Regions from separate parts of the Homo sapiens genome. Here region 1 is linked to region 2. Evidence: chromatin contacts called from ENCODE Hi-C or POLR2A ChIA-PET data. All regions are on one chromosome and are shown on one strand. The core of a region is the stretch at or near the end of the contact, and the rest is flanking DNA. Distances in the headings are between cores, read along the strand shown. Region 1 overlaps LOC105378250 (a long non-coding RNA gene). Region 2 overlaps LOC105378250 (a long non-coding RNA gene).

Evidence for each region. Hi-C counts contacts between places; a loop is a spot of excess contacts on that map. ChIA-PET counts read pairs that join two places held with the same protein, here RNA polymerase II (POLR2A). Pooled maps may share reads with other maps.
Region 1: a loop to region 2 is called in a map of PC-9, with 5 times the contacts of the local background. The contact joins two enhancer-like sites. A Hi-C loop is called at or near these places in 2 of 168 maps with a recorded cell type or tissue (PC-9 and endothelial cell of hepatic sinusoid) and 1 of 50 pooled maps. POLR2A ChIA-PET finds 5 or more read pairs at or near these places in 2 of 52 experiments (OCI-LY7 and activated T-cell).

What each region holds. Positions count from the first base shown.
Region 1 is chr12:53,865,327-53,869,202 of GRCh38, forward strand. The region is part of intron 4 of LOC105378250 (a long non-coding RNA gene); the gene reads left to right. Among named protein-coding and RNA genes, the nearest start is that of HOXC13, 72 kb to the right of the region's middle. RefSeq lists enhancers at 2,493-2,662, 2,881-3,876. Within about 2 kb of position 2,490, at least 4 of the 41 ENCODE cell types and tissues checked have a DNase peak (open chromatin) inside an H3K27ac peak, as active enhancers do; they include PC-9, where a contact is called at or near this core.
Region 2 is chr12:53,822,875-53,826,726 of GRCh38, forward strand. All of the region lies in intron 1 of LOC105378250 (a long non-coding RNA gene), which reads left to right. Among named protein-coding and RNA genes, the nearest start is that of CISTR, 73 kb to the left of the region's middle. Within about 2 kb of position 2,582, at least 3 of the 41 ENCODE cell types and tissues checked have a DNase peak (open chromatin) inside an H3K27ac peak, as active enhancers do; they include PC-9, where a contact is called at or near this core.

The sequences.
Region 1 (3,876 bases), core at 1,240-3,739, 42 kb after region 2:
ATAAGTGTGAATTCTGATGGAGTACAGAATTAGGATATCTCTTCTCTGTAAGCCATTCTCTCCATTCTTGAAATTGCTATTCATCTTTGGCCCATCTCTCAGAACTTGATACAGAATAGTTTTTGTGTCTCATTCTGTGATGAGCAGTTAGTCCATCTCAAAAATAATTTTAGCGTTTACTGAAGAACCCCAAGGAGAGGAGTGGGGAAACTAGATAGTCTAATCTCCCACTGTCCCATAGAAACACATACATGTGAACTCACCTGCAGGCTTATGTAATTACATGTTGTTGAAACTAAATGGCTAAGTTAAACTGGAGTAAAGAAGTAATCTCAATTAGTTGCAGTTATAAGGGAAGACTCTGCAAGAAAAGGATTTGAGCTGGGTTTTGATGGGAGATTGTGGGAAGCAGTCTGTGAAGACAACACTCTAGGTGATGAGAGACATTCATTGTTCAGTCTGAGGCTTAAATGTGAGAAGAGTCAGGCTATGGGGGTTAGTGAAAGTGTTATCTTGGCTGAAGCATAGCTCTAAGTTGGAAAATTCCAAAGAAATGGGTTTAGTGAGAAATTAGGATGAAATTGCTAGAGGACCTAAATGACCAACCTAGGATGTGTCTTCCTAGCTGAAGGCAGGGCCATAAATAGAATAATTTCAGGAGGGCTAAAATGTTTATTCTTCCCCTTAGCTTTTGAGAACAAGAGACTAAGGTTTCTGGGACTCTGACTTTATATGACTAAGGTGCTCCTCTCACATGAAGTAAAGCATAAAGACCAAGTATAATGTAAACCTAATGTCTAGATTTTTCTATAATATTGTTTAAATTTCAGTTGTAATTATCTGTCCAAATGGACTCCACACTTTGTTTTGCCTCGTTCTATTCTGGAATCATATGATGGCCTGCAGAATTTAACTTAACCAGCCACATGCTCCTTGCCTCATTCAGCCTACCCATTTTTTCTGTATGAAAAGGTTTCACAGTAAAGCAAAGAAACTTTTACACCTGGCATCTATCCCTTGACCTTTAACTTTCTGGAGTCACCTTACTTGAAGGAAGGAAATACCACCTAGAAACTGCCCCTGGATTTTTCCCAGCCTGTTGCACAGAGGTCTTCCAAACCTGGGTTATGCTAACTGATGGCAGAGGAGAAGAGTCCCAGCCCTAGCTTCCCAAATTTTTGTGATATTTTCACCTTGAACCTCTGCTGGAATTTTCTCTGAAGCAGAAAGAAGAGGTGGTCACTTTTCAAATTGTTTATGCTTTTATACTTTTCAGATTATGAGGGGGAAATATTATAATGTGTCTACCTCTTCCCCTTGGCATATTTAGATTTAAAAGACAAAATATCAAGAAAGGAATTAATTTTGTAGAGAAATAATAAATAGAATTAGCAAAGAAGAACTTTCCAACAGCATGGTTTACTGAAGGAAACTGGGCAGTCCCTCTATCTGAGGATCTAGAAGAATAGGGTCAATTAGCATTTGTCTGCAGATTTTGAAGGCAGTGAAATGAATGAGAAGACTCTCCAAAGCTCTGTCTGCAGGCCAGACTCAGTGATATCAGAACGGGACATAGAGAGAGGAAGCAAGGGTGACTCAAACCCATCTTTTAAGGCCTCTCTTCCCTATGGTTGCGTGCACCTCTGGTTTCTAAAAAAATTTTTTTTTGCCTCGTTTGCTTCAGAGATGGGTGGCTTTGAGGAAGTGAAGATAAAATTTATTCAACCTAGATGTGTAAATAGAATTTTGTGACCAATTTTGATATGACTTTTATATCTAGACTTATAGCCAGGGGTGAATTTTCATACTGGCATAGGGTCAACTCCTTATTCCTGATTTGTGCACTATCCACTTTGTGGATTTTTGCAGACTCCATACTTCCACTGCCTTGGGTTTGACAGAAACACTGAGTCAGAGCAAGCATCAGGGATAGACTCAAAGGGTGTGTTTGTATGTATGTGTATGAGTGTAGGTATCCAAAGATAAAGCAATGAGGATTTATTTCACTTCTCTTTTCTCTTTGTAACACTAATTACATTTGTGAAACTGTTTAATGGTGGCCTCTACTACTAGACAGTAAGCTACATACAAGGCTTGTGCACCATTGAATACTTAGCACTTAGCATAGGACTTGGCACATGGCAGACACTCAGCAAATGACAAAATCATGTGGCCTCTGCTCTCATCCACTGACTCAGATAATGAGAAGTGTCTCCTCCTCAGGGGCCAGGGGGATGCTCTGCTATGGCAAGTGGAGGAATCAGAGATGATCCATGGAGCCTGTGATATGACCTCCCCAGTGAGGCTGTCAGCCCTAGGGTAGATTCCTTGTTGACTATCCTCTTCTTATCACTGGTAGCATCTTATCACAATACTTGGGGCACGGGCCAGGGAGTTACCCAGGGCTGAGGATGGGAGGAGGTAAGTCCTGGCTATCAGGATAGACATCTTATTCCAGCAGCAGTTGTCCTAGATGTGGCCTGTTTCCCAGCCCACTGACCTTTAGGGCACAGTGGGGGGTTGGGAGCATGAGTCAGAGAGGAATGTGGGACTGGTTGCTTGGGAGTTTCACTCTCTGGGGAGAAGCTGGTTCCCCATGCCTATCAGTTTTCTAATGGCATCTCTAGAGGCAGAGCCTAGAAACAATTACTTGAAGGAGTCGGACGAAGCACCCACACTCTTTTGAACCCCTAGGATGTTGGCAGGAAGATAATTTAAATAGATTTTAACAGGCACAGGACAGAAAAGTATTGTAGAGTATTTCAATAGAAATCTGAGGCTGGGTACAATGGCTCATGCATGTAATCCCAGCACTTTGGGAGGCCAAAGCGGGAGGATCACTTTAGCCCAGGAGTTCAAGACCAGCCAGAGCAGTATAGTAGGACCCCGTATCTACTAAAAACAAAAAGCCAGATGTGGGAGCACGTGCCTGTAGTCCCAGCTATTCAGGAGACTGAGGTGAGAGGATTGCTTGAGCCCAGGACGTTGAAGCTGCAGTGAGCCCTGTTCATGCCTCTGCACTCCAGCCTGGGTGACAGAGCGAGACCCTGTCTCAACAAAACAAAACAAAACACACGCACACACACACGCTCAAAAAAAAAGAAAAAAAAGAAAAAGAAAGGAAAATTTAAGATATCCTCTTATCCATACTTCTGCCTCCATCCCAGATAAATACAAAATCTCTCTTTGAAGATTTTCTAAAGTGAGGGGATTCCACTGTTAGGTAACCATGGTAACCACTACACCACAGCACACTTATGAGAACATTCTACTGTTAAATCTAGCTGAATGTAGCCTGCAACATGGAAGCCATGACCAGGACAGTGGAAGTGCAGTGTGAATTATCCAAGCAATCATTTCCTCATTCCTTGGGTGGGAGTGGGCAGACACGCCCAGGAGTCCCTCACCCTGCCTCCCACGATGCTCTGCTTCTTCATACAGTGCACACAGTGGTGGGAGATGGCAGCAGGGGCAGAGAGGCCCTCATTCTGGAGAGGGGACCTATGAATCTTGTAAATATGATGACATCAGCAATGACAGACTCTTCAGCCGCCTGGTAGTCTGTCATTGAAGCCAGGAATTCAGCACACGCTCAGACACACCCAGCCTTCACCATGGGTTCCCAGAAGCAAGTTCTCGCATAGCCACTAGGCTGGGAGGACCCTCACTTAACCAACCCTCCCTGACAAGCTCCAAGGCCTCAGAGTCGAATCCTAAATTTCCAACTTAGCAATAATTTTTTTTAAATTGCATGATGCTGAGGCTTGGGGTATGGATGATCCCGTCACCCAGGTAATGAGCATAGTACCCAGTAGATAGTTTTTCATTCCTTGCCCCTCTCCCTCCTTCCCCTCTCCAGTAGTCCCCAGTGTCTGT
Region 2 (3,852 bases), core at 1,332-3,831:
TATAGGCATGAGCCACCACACCCAGCCTGTAATCCTCTGTGGCTAAGTAGACACAATGTGATGAGGATATGTATATCATAGAAATTGATCTTTGATATTCTTCTAAAAGTCTTTCTTTGTTCAAAACACAGAAAGGATGACTTGTTGTGCTTCATTGATTTATTCAACAAATTGCCTTATTTTTATTGCTACTATTCTGGACAAGGGATGCAAAAATGAAGAAGATAAGGTCTTTACCTTTTAGGTGCTTTCAGGTTGGTGGGAAGATAAAGAAGTAAACCAGAATTTACAATAGAGCATGAGAAGAGCTGTGACAGAGGAGTGCCTAGGGTACTGGGATAAAGCAGTAGACACCTAACTCTGGTGCAGGGAGATGTCATTTATGGGCCCAGCCAGCAGCAGGGGAGAGTGGTTGTGACAGCATCAGACTAAGGCTAGCCACTAGGAAGACCTTCTCAGTTAGATTGTGATTTCTCAATCTATGCATTCATGCACAGAATGGTCACACGCTAAGTACTATGTGCCAGTCACTACGCTAGCTCTTATTTAGAGTGGTGGACAGAGAATACAATATGCTAAAGGCTGGGGTAGAAGCTGACACTATCTCAATTAAAGCCAGTTGAAATGTTATGCTGCTCAGAATGTGGAAGAGGAAAAAGGAGGATAATTTCAATGACTTACCCTCTTACTCCTTTCAAGTCTGTGAATAGGTTGATACAAATTCCGCTGCGCAGTTTATTTATCATCTGGAATCCCAGCAGTTGAAGGATCCGGAATATATCAAACTTCCTAGGTCTCTGTTTGGACACCCTTCCTAGTTCAGGAAGCAATTAGTCTGAGAGAGACAGAAGTGAGAGTGTAGGAGCAGAATATATATCCTTTTAAAATAATTTAGTAACAACTCTAGGTAAGTGACCAATAATTTATAGAGTCTATTCTTTTTATAGAGATATTTCCTTGCTGCTCAACCAGCGAGCTTGCTGGGTTTAGAGGATTAATCTTTGACGTAGTAAATATGCTCAAGTTGTAATTCAGTCTCAGGGATAAAGGGAACTTAGACTTGTCTTGTATAAGGGAAAAAATATTAAATGGATTTGTTGAGGACCCGCCGTGGTAGTCCTTATTGTCTCTTGTACCTCAGCATTGCAGCTTTGGAACTGCAAGGGACCTTATTAATCTTCTCATACAATGTCCTTATTTTACAGATGAGGAGACTGAGATTTATGGTACATGAGGTGGTGGCAGATCCAGGGCTGAAACCCGTGTCTCTTGACTCACACTTTTGAAACTGCACTGTGCTACTGCGCATCACAAACTCTAGCCTCACTTGCAAGGCTCCCCTTAACCGCCTTCCCCTCGGTTCTTTTCTGTCCCTTCCTGTTGTCTATTTTCGGCAAACTGAGCTCCTCCCTGGCCTCCTGTCCATGCCACACGTTTTCTGCCTCTGAAACCTCCTGTAAGCACTCCCCCTCCTCAGGCTGGATTGCCTTTACTTTTCTCTCCCTTCTGCTCCTTGCTTCCTCTCCAACCCAATTCCACACTCCCTCTTGCAGGAAACCTTCCCAAAATAACCCCTTCTTACTTGGAATATTTCTTGACTCTGCATCTTTTCAGCCCCATTGTTGGTTTATACTTGCTGCTGCTTTATTGCTTAATAAGCATTTTGAAGTCTTTTTTTTTTTTTTTTGAGACAGAGTTTCACTCTTGTTGCCCAGGCTGGAGTGCAATGGTGCAATCTCGGCTCACCGCAACCTCCTCCTCCCAGGTTCAAGCAATTCTCCTGCCTCAGTCTCCTGAGTAGCTGGGATTACAGGCATGCACCACCATGCCCGGCTAATTTTGTATTTTTAGTAGAGACGAGGTTTCTCCATGTTGTTCAGGCTGGTCTAGAATTCCCCACCTCAGGTGATCCGCCTGTCTTGGCCGCTGAAAGTGCTGGGATTACAGGTGTGAGCCACTGTGCCCGGCCTCTGAAGTCATTTTTTAGATATTTGTGTTCTGTCAATTTACTTAGATGAGGAACTTCTTAAGGGGAAGGCCCCTCAGAACACACACGGGGAGCTTATACTGCTGCCTGACTAGAGCTAGACCTGGGATAGTCTGAGAAAGTTCAAATGACCTCTGCATTTCAGGAAAGAAAAGAAGACTGTCAACTTAGGGGTAGTGGGAATGCTGATCCCATTTAGAGGCAGTTGGCACCTATTTGAAATTCCTTCTTATGGTTATTTCCAGTCCTGGGATTCTGTAACCCTATGAACCAACTTGGTTATGCCCTTGCCTGATCTTGATGCTATTACCAATTTTGTGGCCTGTATTAAATAATAAGACATCCCATAACTAGTAGGTGGCAGATTGGTGTGTCCACTGCAGGTTATAAAATAAAAAACTAGCTTGGTGGAGGGACCTTCCTATGTGTAATGCATTGTTAGGTAGAGCACCTGGCTGCCCAATGGATAACCTCAGTTGCTGCCTGGAGGCCTCTACCTCGGGGAAGGGAGGCCTTGAGAGCCATTTTGACCCAAGTTCAAATTCTCTAGAACAAACAAGCCGATCTCTTGCTCCAAGCTCCAGTCAAAGAGGCTCCAGTGTGTTTATTGACTCTTGCATGACCCTGCCCTGGAGAACAAACAAACAGCTCAACCTGACTCATTCCCTCCACCAACTATACTCAGGTCCATTGCTGGGGTTTGCCAGAAAAATCCCTCAGGCCCTGTGGAAAATTAGAGAGCCAAAGGTTAGGGCTCTCTGGTCATATATTCCTACTCTTTCTTCCCATAGAACGTTAACCCTCCCTGGAGGTGCAGAAGACTAGCAGTGACTTCCAATTCATTTGACTTGGGCCCTCTCCATTGCTTGAGGCAAATCAGCTTGCTTCACTGATTCATTCATTTGACAAATATTTATTGAACACCTGCTATATGTGAGGCTCTCCTCTCTTAGGATGGGAGCTTACTGATTTTTGCTATGGAGAATGCTGATGCTTCCATCTTTATTTATTTATTTACTTATTTATTTATTTATTTATTTGAGACAGAGTCTCGCTCTGTCAACCAGGCTGGAGTGCAATGGTGCGATCTCGGCTCACTGTAACCTCCACCTCCTGGGTTCCAGTGATTCTCCTGCCTCAGCCTCCCAAATAGGTGGGACTACAGGTGTGCGCCACCATGCCTGGTTAATTTTTGTTTTTAGTAGAGACGGGGTTTTGCCATGTTGGCCAGGCTGGTCTTGAACTCCTGACCTCAGGTGATTGCCCCCCTTGGCCTCCCAAAGTGCTGGGAATACAGGTGTGAGCCATTGCGCCCAGCCCAATGCTTCCATCTTTTAACTAAAAGGTTTGAAGTACCCTTTTCCAGACATCTTGTAAGAATAACAATACATTTTCTCTCCCTTACCACCATTGGAAGAACTTAGTTCTGAACCCAAACCATCTCCTTTCATTAAGCCTTTGGTGGATCATTTTTACTCTTGGGATTTCATCAAGCCCTGCTCCCCATTTTCCCTCACAGAAGAGGAGGCAGCCTCTTGCGCGTGTATGTGTGCTCAGCTTATTCCTTCTCAATGATTTTTAAAAAGAAGGAACCCAACTCAGCCCCTCCTCCTTGTTGTGTTTAAGGGAGTGCTGTTTCCTAAACTGTGTAATCCTCAAAGCACTGAGGTTTCACCTAATGTTAATAAGGGTTTCTTGAAAAAGCATTGAATCAGGTCATTTTAGGAGACAGTGAATGAGACAAAATTAAAATCTTAAGCAGCAGGGCTTCTCAGAACCTTTAACATATTAATATTCATTTGAAATCTCAAGAGGGAGACATCATTTGCAATATTTTCCAAATTATTAGACCATGGAAGCCACTT